Regions from separate parts of the Homo sapiens genome. Here region 2 is linked to region 1. A link is an interaction called in ENCODE POLR2A ChIA-PET data of the cell type or tissue named here. Cell type or tissue: Caco-2. All regions are shown on one strand. Each heading gives the region's core, and the rest is flanking DNA. Links, peaks and the distances in the headings are about the cores only. Region 1 has its middle 45 kb from the start of CADM1. Region 2 overlaps CADM1 (cell adhesion molecule 1).

Region 1 (10,713 bases), core at 2,710-7,709:
AAAGTTCTGTTCTCTCTCTGCTGTTTATTAGCATTATGTCACCTGCCGCAGGTAGTGATCTCTTCTCTTCTTCTTGCACTCATCTTGAAGGGGGAAAGGCTGTGGGAGAATCTGGAGTAAAACCCTTTTATTTTTCATTAGTCTGTTAACTCTCATAAAAAAAAAAATCCTGACAGTATTCTTGTAGGACTGAGTTAATGTGCTGCCCTTTTGTATTTGCCTACTCCCTCATTTTACAAATAAGAAAACTGAGTATTATGTTCAGTAAAGGGCATTGCATAAATCGGAACCTAAACTAGAATTACAGTATTTATTTGATTCAACCTTGCAGTATCCGAGAGATTAAAAAAACCTTGCAAGAAATGGATCACTAGGGGAGAAAAAGGACCTCAGGAGAAATTTAATTGAGAACCCCTCTCATGGGAGAGGACAATGGATTTCACTGAATGAGCCTCAGATTGTAGCAAGTTTTCCCTGGTTGCAGACACCTCACAGGGACCATTCTGGTCTGTTCTGCTTGGGGGAATGGCAACAGCCCACTCCCTTTGCCTTCAGCATAGGGCTCCAACACAGGAAGCCAAACAGCTGGTTCTTCATAGGAAGCCACCCCAGCCCCATCTCTTCATTAACTGAAACCCTTCCTCGGGGGAGCAGTGACAGCTCCCTGTGAATTGGCTATTGGCAGTCATGCTGAGGCTTCTAAGCAGCTCCTTGTTAACCTTGAAAGATGACTATTTTAGTTTTCTGGAGTCTCTGTCACCACCTGCAGACAGAAGCAGATGATTTAAGAGGTGAGCAGGTAAGAATTTTGTGACCTTCAAACAGAGATGTCCCCAGAATCAGTGGACAGAGTCGAATCACTACATGACTGTCTGTCTTTGTGTCCTGGCTTTGTCCCCAGTCCATTGTGTTAGATAAGAGGTTTTGTGTTACCCTCTGAAGGGCTGGGTTTACTAGGCAAGCTCAGAAGGCATCTACAACACTATTTCTCTGTAAACAGCCTTTGCAAATGCTATGTTAGTAACAGACCTGGGTGGATGCCATTTTGGCATTGAAAGTGCCATCTCTTAGGGCAAAGGCAGTGTGGGTAGGCACATAAAACATAAAATCCGGTTAATTTAGTCTATTTAAATGTATAAATAAATAAAGCTATTCCACTAGGGCATTTTCTAAACCCAAACCAGGAAACATAAAATTCTTTGTAATAAACAATAAAATACAAACTTTGTTTCATTTTATAGCCAGAAGAGTCAGAAGAAGGCCAAGGAAAAGGAGAAAATTGAAGAAAAAAAGAAAAGAAAAGAAAGGAGGTTAGAGATGAGAGCAGGAGAGGAAGAGAAGGAAAGGGACAGGCCAGTTAGGCACCGTGTCTAAGGGTGCTGCCTCCTTGATCTTCTGTCTCTGAGATCATACCCATCTGCTTGTTAATACTTGAGTGGATTCTTGACTCTAAACTCTACAGGGACAGCAACAAGGTGGATTACTTCAAGACTTACCTGACTTCCTGGAATGAACAATATGGTTTATTTATAGTTAACTGCTGCATCTAGGAGACCCGCAGAACTCTGGTTGGGTCCTGTCCCCCTAGCCAGTTTGGTCTGATATGCTCTGAACCCTCTTCTTGTCCTGCTGCATCAGCACTGACAACAAGTCTTCTTCTGCAGCTCCTGCCACTGTTAATTTGGACCCGTCACTTCCTTGCAGTAGAGCTGATAGGCCAACTGCAGAACCGTAGTCTGCCTCCAACTGTTCACTCTAGAGTATACAGATGTCTCCCTGTGTTTCTTCTACTTTAGATATTTCGGCCATTTGCTATCACACATATTCATGCGAATGCAGGAATTTCACGAGGTACAATTCTCTTCCAATGTAAACCTGTTCTGTGAATGCCTTCTGCAATAAAATCCCTCTACAAAATGTCTGTGGATGTCTGTGAATGTCTTTCCCAGCTGTTGTAGAAGGGGTTTTATCATCTTCCATGGGTTTAAACAGGAAAAGAGTAACTTTTGGGTGAAGAGCTGCCTGGAAGACTTCCCCCTTCCATTAGTAGCTCTTTCCTGTATGGTTGCATCCTGAGTCCAACCAGCAAATGGCCCTCAGCCACAGCAGCTGTGGCTAAAGCTAGTTTTATTCTAATTAACTATTTCCTTCTTACTTACACGGAGCCCATGCTTTTCCACTTTCCCTTGATTCCTGACCTTGTTTGCCACCATCCATCATTGGTCCTACTCAGCCTGTTATGCCTTCCATCCAAACAGCATCCATTCTCAATGCCAGCCCAAGCCTCAAGATCTTGGCTTCCTTTGTACTTAGTGCACTGGCCAAGTTTCTATCACCTCTAATTTTCATCTAGGTCTCATTCGTACTCTGAGGCCTAGATCATCCCAGTAGTTCCAGATTCTAGGATTTTAACCAACACCCACTTGGACCATGTTAATCAGATCAGTTTGTTCCAACAATTTCTTTTTTCACTCCCTTCCTTGTGCCTATGACTAACTTGTAGCAGGCCCAGTGTCCTCATCAACCAACCATAAATGCTTGGGGTTGGGTTAACACCACAGATGAAACCATCCTCTTTCTTTCTCTCCCACTTCCCACCAAAATCAACTGCTGAACATTTACCAACATCATTAATAGCTGTGTCTCCTTTGAGCTGTTCAGGATAAAGCCTTTTCTACACAGTAAAGAATGCATGCATGCAATCATATTTATTGATTTTAATCTCCATGGGGTGCAGGTGAGGGGAGAGGTATATTTCCAAAAATTTAGAGGTGTTCCAGAGGAAATAAAATCATTAGGATTCTATGAAGTTTGGCTAAATAATATGATCCCATTGCCCATTATAAAAACTGTCTTGGACCAATAGTTCTCAAACTTTAATGTGAAGAAAAATTATCTGGAGATCTCATTAACATGCAGTTTCTGATTCAGTAGGCCTATGGGAGAACCTCAGAGCAAGCTTCCACGTACTGCCAATACCACTGGTCCCACCAGTCTGTAGACCAGCCTTGAGTAGTAAGGAGCTAGTGCTCCTCCCACACTGGGCTCTAGACTTGTTTGCATCCCAGGTTCCTCTCACCTACCTGAGATTTACCATTTGTGACATGAGAATATTGAACTGCCTGATCTCTTATCCCCTCACAATGCTAAAATGCAAGGTTCTGTATACACCCTTCTCATCTCACATGTCAACTCTTCTCTAAAGTCTTCCCCAGTTCTCCAATGGAAATTCCCATCCTGAGTTCCATACTTCAATTCAATTCCATTTAGGACAGTTCAACTCAATTCAGAAGCCTTCACTGAACATTTTTTATGTACTAGGTGTTTTCTTTCTTTGAGACTGAGTTGATGAGGATGCTATTAACCAAAGTGGAAAGTTGAGTTATATAGATGGAAGAGGAGACTGGAGGAGAATGTGTAAGCAAGTTCGTATTTGCCAAAATAGGTTTCATATTCCTGTAATTTGTAGAAATGGAGAGGTAGTGTGGCATGGTAGCCTCTAGAGGCAGACCACGCATGTTTGGAACTCACCCCTGCTGTTCATAAGCTGTGTGATCTTATGTTAGGTAATCCCTCTATGCCCCCATTTCCTGATTTTAAGATGAGGATAATAATGGCACCCACCTCATGGAGTTGTTATGTTGTTACGAGTAAATGAGGGCTGGACGCGGTGGCTCACGCTTGTAATCCCAGCACTTTGGGAAGCTGTGGAGGGTAGATCACAAGGTCAGGAGATCGAGACCACCCTGGCTAACACGGTGAAACCCCGCCTCTACTAAAAATACAAAATATTAGCCAGATGTGGTGGCAGGCGCCTGTAGTCCCAGCTACTTGGGAGACTGAGGCAGGAAAATGGTGAGAACCCAGGAGGTGGAGCTTGCAGTGAGCAGAAATTGCGCCACTGTACTCCAGCCTGGGTGACAGAGCAAGACTCCACCTCAAAAAAAAAAAGAAAAAAAGAAAAAAAAAGAGTAAATTAGGGTCAATACTTATAAAGCACATAGACTGTTATTGGTACATGGTATACCAAAGAAATGTTTTTCCAACAAATATATGTTCTGGAGATGTCATTCAGAAAAAGTCCAGGTAGGAGATATGGATTTGGGAGCCGTCTGTATTTAGGAGCAAAAGATATTTTGCAGAGAGAATGTAGGCTGCAAATTGAGTGGCAAAGAAGGAAGAAATGGATTCTTTAGGGGATACCAATATTTAAGGGGCAAGCAGAGAAGGAGATGCAATGAAGGAGACTGAGGAGTGGTCTCAGAAGTAAAGATGACCCAAGAGAAAGTGAAACCAGAAGCTCAATAACTAGAGAATTTCAAGAAAGAGGTAGTGGTCAACAATGGCCAACACAAGTAAGATGAGGAATAAAACAAAGCTGTTTGTTCAGATGGCTAAGAAAGCAAGTGTCAGACCACATATAATTTTTATTTGTGTCTGTCTTCACCCCTAAGCCATGAGTCCTCAATGTAAGGGGTCAAGTTTGTTATTCAGCCTTGTATATCCAGAGGCTAACACATGCCTACAGCATAGCAGGATGTTCTCAGTGTGGTCAAAATATTATTTTTGTTATGAGACTCTCTAATGACTCCTGTTCCTTCGAGGTCCACTTCACCCTGCTTGTCTATTAATAATGAGACAGTAAACAAAATTGAGAGAATCTCATTTCCTGTCCTGTCCTTTTTTCTTGGGGGGCCCCCAAGGAGAAGATGAGGCCAGTATTTCTTGGTACTGGACATCTTTTAAACATGAGACTGGATGATTGCAGAAGTTGAGATGAGGTTATATGAGGGCTGGGATGGGGGGCAGCTGTCTGGTAAAAATCTCAAGGGAGATAATCTTCTTGGGGTTCACAGCATCTTTCTTTCAGCCTAATATGCACTAGCAGGGTCCCACAGCTTGTGCGCTGGGCTGGGCCCCCAGGTGGGTCTGTTTCCAAGGCTCTATGGTAATAACCATCTTCACTCCGAGGAGACCAAATGCCCATATGTTGTGGGAGAAATTCCTCTGTTGGGTAGTAGTTGGGCTAGCCCCTTCCCCAGATTCTAGGAGCCTGGGTGACCACTTAAGGCAATGGTGATGGCCCAAGATTCTCGTGGTGGGGTTCAGGTGAGGGCAGAGTGGAAAGTCCTGGGCACACAGTTCTATGCTTGTTTAGGCATCTGCAGGCTTGTGGGATAAATTGAGAATGGCAGGAAGAGGAGATGGTGAGCCAGAGGAAGGAGGGGGAGTGTGTGGGTTACAGGACTGCAGAGCCCCCTGCTGAGAAATTGTAATTCTGGCCCTGTGGACCAGGTAAGAGGGAGGAAGTAAGAGGGGGTGGTGGGCTGGGAAGGTGGAGCCGGGGGAGCTCTGATTCATTCTAGTGTTGACAAATAGGCTGGATTCCTTTCACTCGGCTGGACTTTGCCCTTTCAGGATATACAGCCAGCGTCAGCACACTGCTAATGGGGCTTTGAGAGTCTCCTTTTGATGAGCACGTCCCAGAAAGCAGGTATTAGCCATTTCTGCTGGGGAGGCAATGAAGGCATTTGCAGCTGAAATCGGCTTTCCTGGCTGCCCTAATAAAGCAGAGACTTTCAAAGCCCCATTAGCAGTGTGCTGACTGCAGCTTTACATCTGGACTAGCCCAGTTTAGGAGGGGAGCGCTGGGCACTCATATCCTGGACCCCAAGGAACAAACTGCCTCTGACCAAAGCTAGCTTCTTTTTCATCGACACACTGTGGACGCCATAGGAGAGGAACCCTGTCTCCCTATCCTTGGGATGTAGCTTGGTGCCTGGCACAAAATAGACTCCCAATAAACGTTGATGGAATTGATAAACGAGTTTGGAGGGGGGTCAGCTACTAAAAGGACCTGGAGCACCACATTATGGACAGCTCCAGGCCCTTGGTGAGTGCTTAATATACATTTATGAGATGGATGACCGACAGGTAGGACAAACAGCGGGTTGGGAAATGAAAGGAAAGGCTGATGTGAGAGAAAAGGAAAAGTAGCTCCTCCCTCTGTCCCCCACCTGCTGAATTTTCTACAAGTAGGAGACTTCAGAGCCTTCCATGTCTCCCCAGAGAGAAGCCAGAGGAACTTTTTCTTGTTAGGCCCCAAAGGTGAGGAATGGCACGGGGGAAGGAGGACCCCTGGTTGCCAGGCTCTTTTGCAAGTTCTATATGCGGAGAAATCTACGTAGATGGGAAGGATTTTCACTTTCTAGGTGATGTAATGGCGTCTCTCATAAGTATGTGCCTTTTGCAGGTCCACAAACATATGAATGATAGAGCCAGAGTTCCAGTTCAAGTCAGTCTGCCTTCCAGGCTCGCAGTCTTTCTTCCCAGCCACCTCCAGTTTTCCCTCTGACCACAAAGCCCATGAGGAGTGTCATTCTGAATATTCACTGACTCTAGACAGATGGCCTTTTCTACCTGTTCTACAGGCGTGCACATGCCCTTCGTCAGAAAGCAGTCTAGAAGTCGTTCATCTCCACTTTCCATCATCTTCTTCCTCTTCCATGACCCTAAGCACACTTCTGGAGGATGGGTGGATGGACCAGCACGACAGCTAGCTGTTAGTTGCCAATTTCCGTCAGAACAGATAATGTTTCTCCAGGTGGATGGGGCTTCCCCACCTATCCTCCTATTTTTCTGAATACTTTCTGGTCTGGTTTCAGACCAGATCTTACAAGAAGCTCTGTAAAGGAAAATACACAACAAATAATAAGTGGAATGAAATGGATAAATGCATAAAGACCTAGCTGGCCAGAGCGGCCTGCCCTCGTGGGTTTATCTCACATACCTGTCTTACTCATACACTGCCTGGTCTCACGGAGGCCCTCTAAGTCACTGGTGTGTGACTGGGGCTCTTTGCCCGGCCGTTCTGCCACTTGAAAATTTCCAGTCAAGATTTAGTCACTGCACATTTTTGAGAGTCCTCTAATCAGAGAAATTAACTCTCATCAGACACAGGAATTAATCTTTGTTAGTGTTGTTGTCAGTCTAACTTTGCCTTCCTCAGTGCGAGACGTAGAGAGAGGGACGCCCTCGCAGGGAGCTGCTGCCACCATTGGCAGAGGACGCAGGCAGGCCTTCACTGAAAGAATGGGGGGTGACCCCTGCTTCTCCCTGAGTTGAAGGGTGTGTGGGATCCCCGAGGAATTCTCTGGCGTTCAGCCCTGGGCTGTGCTGTATTCAGGGCTCTAAAAACGCTGGCCGACTTGAATGTGTGAATACAGTTATGGCAGGGAGGGAGGGGAGGTGCTTTGGGAAGGATACCACAGCATAATGGGAACAAGCTAAGAATCAGATGACAGCACACGATGAGGGGCGGTGGGGACAGGGTTCTTTACTGGTTCACCAGTTTGTTAAAAATACGGACCTGTTTTATTTATTATTTATTTATTTTTTGACAGGTCTTGCTTTGTTGCCAAGGCTGGGGTACAGTGGCACGATTTCAGCTCACGGCAACCTCTGCCTCCTGGGCTCAAGTGATCCTCCAGGTAAGGAGGCTACCTTAGCTCCTGGCTAATTCTTGTATTTTTTGTAGAGACGAAGTTTTCCCATATTCCCCAGGCTGGTATCAAACTCCTAGGCTCAAGCGATCTGCACGCCTCAGCCTCCCAAAGTGCTGAGGTTACAGGTGTGAGCCACCACACCTGGCCCAGACCTCTCTTTTGAAGTCATCTTTCAATGGGTGTGGGTGTGGAGTGTGTGGCAGTGAGGGCGGGGACAGACCCTTAGCTGCATTTGTGGAAGTTTGGGACCAACTTCAAGATTCAGAGAATCATAGCCATTTTGGTTGTAGAGAAACTATAATGCTCAGAGAATCAGATTGCTGCAAAGTAAATAAATGTGATGTTAACACCATCATCCATAATATATATTTCATATCCTCTCATTTGCTCATGAAAAATATATTATGTAGACTTGTCTATTATCATCGTATTCATTCACTCATAGCACTTGATTTTGTTAGTGTCAAGCTATCTCTATATTCAAGTCAGTAGTCATCAGCTATTGTCATTAGCATTCTAGAACATCTTTTCACTTTAAGTTACATTTTCTTATATACGTGTTTCTTTGGCAGGATTAGAAAATTTGGGGGCCTTTGTTTCTGAGTGAGGAGTAGTAAGGAAAGCACTGGGAACCAGGAGAGATGACTTCCATCTTGTCTTCTCATGGCGTGCTCTGTGACCTTGGAAAATTCACATCCTCTTGCTGGTCAGTTTCTCCATCTGTAAAATGTTGGTATCAGACAAGATAATCTCTAGGGTCTCTTCTAATCTTTACTTTGTCTGTGAGTTGTTACTGAGAAAGTAGAGCAGGAAAATGGACTTAGATATCTATGGCCCAGAAGGAGATCAGAGTTTCTGGATAATTTGGGACACAGTGGCCAGCATATAAGTTGCTCCGTGGCCACATTTCAGAGCCACAGGAGGATCCCACCTGGATAGGGCTGTTTCATACTCTCCGTTTCTTGGATGATCACTTTCTCTGCTACTGGGATTAAAAAAAAAAAAAGAAAAAAACCTCCAAGACAAGTCACTTTCTCATTGGCCTGTGACATGCTACATGAACCATCTATATTATGGATGCAACCATGGATGCTGCCAACGTTGATTCATACCTTGGCGACCTCATGGATCACTGACAGCCATGCCACCTGGCAAGCTGCCTGGAATTCACCAGGGCCTGTCAGAAGCCCCAGCTGCACCTCCATTTTGCAGGCAACCACAGGCCTGGCTTTCTACCCTTGGGTTTTAAGCCTACTATTATCAGTCTAACGAACAATCACATCCTCAAATCAAAAGTCAGGAGTTCTAAGAGGAGCAATGCTGCTCATGGAACTGAGTGGTGACTTGCAGAAGTACAATGAGATAACAAAGTGTCTTTCAGACATCTTTTCATAATCCAAAGCCCTAGGTAGCCGATAAACAATGCACCGCCAGCCAGGCTGAGTTCGTGCTATCTTGTTGACTGAAGCATTCATTGTGAGGCTTCCTGGGCATCCTATTATGGGGGAAAGGAGGACTCTGACCATTTCTGCATAGTGTACATTAATCTGAGGGCTGCATGACACCTTTACTTCATGGTCTTTGTCTCATCGGGTGTCGCGAGGGAGGGCGAGTTGCTCTCTCTGGTTTTGGACACTTGCTTTTTGATCTTTTTTGCTGCCTTTGATTTTTTCCTTTTGGCTTGAGGAAAGGTGGGTTGTCCTGGATAGAGCCTTGTGCCTGGCTTAGCATGCCATGCGCTGGAGGAGCATAACCCTGAACATTCACCAGTGGGTCCAGGGCCAAGGTTAACAGATCTCCTTTCCTGACCTTTACGCTCAAATGATCTCATCAGACCGAACTAGGCGCACAGCTACAAAATACGCCCCCCCCAAACACAACCACCTCCACCACCACCGCGGTTCTAAAACTCCTCCCACGAATCGAGTTGCAAGAGATTGAGGAAGGATTAAAGGGAGAAGTGACTGAGTAATAAAGGTCAATGTCATTTTCTGAGAACACTAGCACGTAGAGAATATTTGGCACCTGACAAAGTGGCCATTTCCCAGACTTGCAAGTTGATCCCTATGTAGGGCTTGAGTCTTAAAAGAGATAATACCACATGCTTCAAATATAATAGACAATGGGACTAAAATAAATTTAAATAAGCTTTCCCTTTTCGTATTTTTTCTATGGTTTTATGAAAGTCAGCAAGCAAGGCTACAGAGGAAAAAGCAGTAGTTTTGAAATCAGACTGGAATTTGAGTTCCCATCATTTCTATGTTCCTGTTTACAAATCTCTAGAGTGGGGCTGAGTCAGGTGGCTCATGCCTGTAGTCTCAGCTACTTGGGAAACTGAGGAGGGAGGATCACTTGAGTCCAGGAGTTCCAGTCCAGCCTCAGCAACATAGCGAAACTTTTTCTTCCCAACCACCCCCACCTCTGAAAAAAAAAAAAACTATAAAGTGGGGAATAATAGTACTTTCTTCATTATTGTTGTGAGGTTCAGGGTGTATGTAAAGGGCATGGCACATAATAGGTGCTCAGCAAATAAAAGTGTTACTTATTCAGGAGCAATATATACATATATGTGTGTATATATGTTTGATATATATCAAATATATATATCATTTTATATATAATCAAATATATATATCATTTTATATATACATCTCAAATATATATATCATTTTATATATACATCTCAAATATATATATCATTTTATATATACATCTCAAATATATATATCATTTTATATATATATCTCAAATATATATATTTGAGATGGAGTCTTGCTCTGTTGCCTAGGCTGGAGTGCAGTGGTACGATCTTGGCTCACCACAACCTCTGCCTGCCGGGTTCAAGCAATTCTCCTGCCTCAGCCTCTCAAGTACTTGGGATTACAGGCACCCACCCCAAAGCCCAGCCAATTTTTGATAGAGACAGGGTTTCACCATGTTGGCTAGGCTGGTCTCGAACTGTTGACGTCAAGTGAGCCGCCTGCCTCGGCGTCCCAAAGTGCTGGGATTACAGGCATGAGCCATCACGCCTGGCCTTGAATTGCTTTTATTGCCCTTTCTGTCCAGATTTGCCAAGAATCAACTATCTAGGTGTAGTAAGAGACTGAGTCTCTGAATGGCGAAAAGGGCTAATTTTGCTACCCTGGGGTTGGGAGTCTTTATGATTTGTTGTGGAGATGGGCAACTGCCTCACAGCCAGTAGGGAATG
Region 2 (5,000 bases), core at 1-5,000, 59 kb before region 1:
GGCCTACATGTAATTGTTTTTAAATAGGATGCTTGAAGCATTAGCCACCTAATTCTAGAAGAAATTGATTCATCTTTTCTTCTTCTTGGATAATACCAATCATATACTATACATTAAGACACTGACAAAAATTTGTATTTCAAAGATACAATTTTTCTTGAACATTGCCATCAAATCATTATTTACTTGACAGTAGGTCATGCTGAAAAAGATATATCTGCTGAGAGTTATGATGGAAAGAAAGGTTAATGCCTCTAACTTAAAAGGTCCTTTAAAAGGCAATCCCTGGAAAAAAAAAAAATCTACCAAGAAAAAGAATATGGCACTTGGTAGAAATCAAGGAAGACATAGCATTCCTCTCAAAACTTCAACTAATTGCAATAATCCACTCACAATGCCTAAGAAATGCAAGCTGTGTAACCTAAGACAATATAGAGCTATGTAGCTACAAGGCAAGCATCAATAAAATACTAAGATTCTCCATAATTCAAAGCATTTAAAGTACCAAACACAGACTAGGCTGGATGCAAGCCTTAGGCAGGGAAAAGGGAAGTCTAAATGGATGGATGTGACTATGAAGGGAACACTTTAGAACTAAGTCATACAAAAACAAGTTATGAGAGGCCCTCCTCCCCCTCCCAATAATGTCAGGAAGTTAGAGTTATTGAGTAGGCATCACTTATGACAGTGAGAAAAAGGGCTTGCCACCCCCTCCTCTCAAAAACTCCTTCACAAGGTCACAGATACATCAGTGTTACAAACGCATTTAAAAAATATTACAGCAATAAACTCTGGTTAGAGTGGTTCCACCTCTATATTCACAGGAAAGAACAAACTCCAAACTTCTCCTAAATTAAAAGGTAATGTTAGCAAACACATACTCTCTCTGCCTACACATGAAATCTCTCCCCTCTTCTACACAAGACCAAAAGGAAACCTACTTTCTGTTTAAAGCTAGATCAGTTGTAGGCAATTAACTTTATAAGCTTAACTTTGCCAGTCCTATTTCACAGACTGTATAGTCACACAAATAGTGGAAGCATCGCCACAAAACAGACTGCCTTACCCATGTCATTTTTTTAAACACAGCAAAAAGCCATTTCTCAGGTTTGATCCGATTACTGTGATCTATTTTTTGATCCTGTAGCCACTGACTCCAGATACATCTTTATTACTGTACAAGGAAAACTGTTACCCTGAGGTTTAAATTTCCGTATGTTCACCATGCCTCTTCTAAGAATATATATATCTCAGTTTTAAGACAAGCCTCTCATGAAAGCTGAGGTGAAGAGGAACAGATGACCTCAGAGATAAGTTTCTTGGTTTGTTGCTTCAACTCTAAAGTGACGATATAGCCTCAGCAATGACTCAAAGTCTAGGTATCCCAGGACTGTGAAGTGATTAAATAAATGGAAAGAGATTCTCTTATCTGGACTGCTAGACTAAATCTCTTTAATGATTGCCCAACAACCAAGTATGAACAAACACACTAGAAGTCATTCCTTCAAGATACAAAAGTCAGGCACGTTGATAGCTCTTCATTCATTATGGGAGAACAAACAACTTCAACTAAGAATTATAGCCCTAAAAAAGCTGATAATAAGACCACCACTAAATTAAATTCATAGACACTAAGGCCTTGGCATATTCTGTATCCCAACAACCAGTATTTATAAGAAATGAAAAGGATAGGATATATACATATTAGAAATCAAATTGTGTAAAAAATGTTAAATGTCATGAAATGGTTAGAGAAGTTGTGACAGAAGTTGAAAGGAAAACATATTCAAGCTGAGAAATTATGTAAGACTTAAAAACACTGGACTTCGGTCTTTACATATACATGGGATTTAAATATGCCTACGTGGAAGGTATGAGGATAGGACATGTCTATTGGTGGAAACAAGTTGGACGAAATGTGTAGCGGGCATATAGAAGAGACTCAGGCCATTCAGAGAAGTCTGTTTGATAGGAAGGAGGAAGATAAGTTAGGAGTAGCCCTTAGGGAAGTACAGAAGAAGGGTTCAAAGAAAAGATACCTAACCAGCCTGAGTAATCATGGAAGTTTCCTTTCAGAATGCAGTGCTTGAGGTGAATCTTGAGAGAGATGTAGGAACTAGCCATATACATTAAGGTGCTTAAGGTAGAGGAGGTAGCATATAAAAAGCAGAGAGGCATGGGAGAGCATGGTGCATCCAGGACACATTTACTCTGGTAGTCCTAAAGCAAAAACAATGGTGTGGAGAGCCGGCGAGGCCAAGCATGAAGGACACTGCAGGACACACTGAAAGAGGGTAAGCCTCACCTTTAGGGTGCCAAGAAAAACATTTAAAGTTTTGAGCAAGAAAGTGACATCTAAGGTGTATTTTAGGAAGATTCCTCTAGAATCAGTGTTAAGGATGCATTACAAGGAATGAGGCTAGCAGTAAATGAAACAATTAAGGGGCTGTTATACCATTGTAAGTCTACTTTCCTCGTCTGTAAAATGAAGACAGGCAGGACCTATAGCTAATATAGGGGGAGATGATAACAAAGGAGGGAATTCTCTATGAGGACTCCCAGGTTTATTTAACTCATTGGATGGATGGTGGTACCCTTCATCAGAATAGGAAACATGGAATAGAGGGAGATGTGGGAAGAACAGATTTTTTTTTTTTTTTTTTTTTTTTGAGACAGAGTCTTGCTCTGTCGCCCAGGCTGGAATGCAGGGGTGCGATCTCAGCTCACTGCAAGCTCCGCCTCCCAAGTTCAAGCAATTCGCCTGCCTCAGCCACCCGAGTAGCTGGGACTACAGGCGCCTACCACCACGCCCGGCTAATTTTTGTATTTTTCAGTAGAGACAGGGTTTCACCATATTGGCCAGGCCGATCTCGAACTCCTGACCTTGTGATCCGCCCACCTGGGCCTCCCAAAGTGCTGGGATTACAGGCGAGAGCCACCATGCCCGGCCAGAACAGATGTGAAGTTCAGTTTTAGACGTCTTGAATTTTAGGAAAATGCAGTTAAGTGTTTAAAACTGTGGGTTTTGAACATAGATATAGTTCAGATCCTGGTTCTGATACTTACCATTTGTGTTTCTTGGACAAGGGACCTATTACTGTCCTCTCCTCTTCCTCTTCTGTAAAATGGGGCAACAGTGGTAACTATAGGGTGACAGTGAGGATTAAATGAGATCATGAATACAGACACTAAATATAACTGCTGTTTTGTCATTCATATTATTTGAGATAACTGGAACATCCGGACTGAGATGTCCAAGAGGCACTTTTAGAACATAGTCTGAGGTTTAAATGCAAAAGACATCTTGGTTGTGCACTTAAAAGTAAATTATACTGCAATTAAAAAAAAAAGTTGGAAGAATTGGGGTTTGAGGCATTTATTTGCCAACTTATTGGATAAGGAGAAGGGTTAAAAAAAGACAGCCGATCAGAAGCAAGGTAAGGCATGGTTATTAAATATCAGAGACACGTTATATTGTATGAAAAGGGCAATCCTTATTTTCTTGCAAGTAACTTGATGAATTAAAAGAAAAAAAAGGCCGGGCGCAGTGGCTCATGCCTGTAATCCCAGCACTTTGAGAGGCCGAGGTGGGCAGATCATCAGGTCAGGAGATCGAGACCATCCTGGCTAACACGGTGAAACCCCATCTCTACTAAAAATACAAAAAATTAGCCTGGCAAGGTGGTGGGTGCCTGCAGTCCCACCTACTCGGGAGGCTGAGGCAGGAGAATGGCATGAACCTGGCGGCGGGGAGCCTGCAGTGAGCCAAGATTGCACCACTGTACTCCAGCCTGGGCAACAGAGCAAGACTCCATCTCAAAAAAAAAAGAAAATAAAAAATGAATTCCTTCCACTATCCAAGTAAAACTATGAACTTGGAAGGAAGAAATGGGAGAAAAGTGAAAATAGTAACTTGGAACCAACCCAAACTTGGAATAAAACTTGGAACCAACCCAAATGTCTATCAATGGTAGACTGGATTAAGAAAATGTGGCACATATATACCATGCGATACCATGCATCCATAAAAAAGGATGAGATCATGTCCTTTGCAGGGACATGGATGAAGCTGGAAACCATCATTTGGAGCAACCTATCACAAAGACAGAAAACCAAACACTGCATGTTCTCACTCATAGGTGGGAATTGAACAATGAGAACACTTGGACACAGGGCAGGGAACATCATACACCTGTAATGGGGTGAGGGGCAGGGGGAGGGATAGCATTAGGAGAAATACCTAATGTAAATGACGAGTTAATGGATGCAGCAAACCAATATGGCACATGTATACCTATGTAACAAACCTGCACGTTGTGCACATGTACCCTAGAACTTAAAGTAAAATAAAAATAAATAATTAAATAAATAAAAACAAAAGGCTTCTAAAGTAAAATACAGCCAAATGAGGAGGAAGGTCATCATAACAAATACGAGAACCTAGGATTTGTCAAATAATACATATTATAGGCAGATATTAACAAAGGCTGTGTGAAAGTTTAAGAGAATAGAACACTACTCATTATATTTTCAAAAGGAAAAATTGAAAGGATATACAAGAAATGTATGAAATTGGCAACTATAGGAAGTTGGGTGGGAATGGTACAAAAAACATAGGGAACGAAATGAGAATGGACAGTTTTGATTTTGAGCCACGTTAATGAGTTATATGTTCAAATTATAAATCAACAATGATAGGAAAGAAATTAAAACAAAATATAAACAGAAATAAATGATCCTAACTGTATACCTATTGATACATAACACACACACAAAAAAACTAATCTGTAAATTTGTGAACATGATACTCATCTACCCTCAGTGGGATCTATTTTAAAGACAAAAAGAGTGGCAAAAAATCCTGCGCTCTACTTGGTAGATTTGTTGTCTACAATGGTCTTGGTGGAGTAATTCCAAAACTATTTTGTACTAAAAAGACGTTGCTATCACTGGGAAACAGAGTTTTCACCATGGGAGAAAGAAAACACAAATAAGGAATG

What was found. ChIA-PET counts read pairs that join two places held together with the same protein. Peaks named below come from ENCODE experiments on the same cell type or tissue, not always from the same donor. Only the 100,000 strongest peaks of a DNase experiment are listed, where the experiment ranks them.
Region 2: POLR2A ChIA-PET joins it to region 1 with 8 read pairs; 3 of 35 experiments call an interaction of 5 or more read pairs at or near these places.

The regions. Positions count from the first base shown.
Region 1 is chr11:115,543,694-115,554,406 of GRCh38, forward strand. No RefSeq gene overlaps it. Among named protein-coding and RNA genes, the nearest start is that of CADM1, 45 kb to the left of the region's middle. In Caco-2, for the core only: CTCF peaks have their summits at 3,508 and 5,186; a DNase peak (open chromatin) is centred at 5,358.
Region 2 is chr11:115,487,748-115,492,747 of GRCh38, forward strand. The region is part of intron 1 of CADM1 (cell adhesion molecule 1); the gene reads right to left. Among named protein-coding and RNA genes, the nearest start is that of CADM1, 14 kb to the right of the region's middle. In Caco-2, for the core only: no CTCF peak of the experiment used is centred there; DNase peaks (open chromatin) are centred at 1,354, 1,924 and 2,773; H3K4me3 peaks cover 209 bases.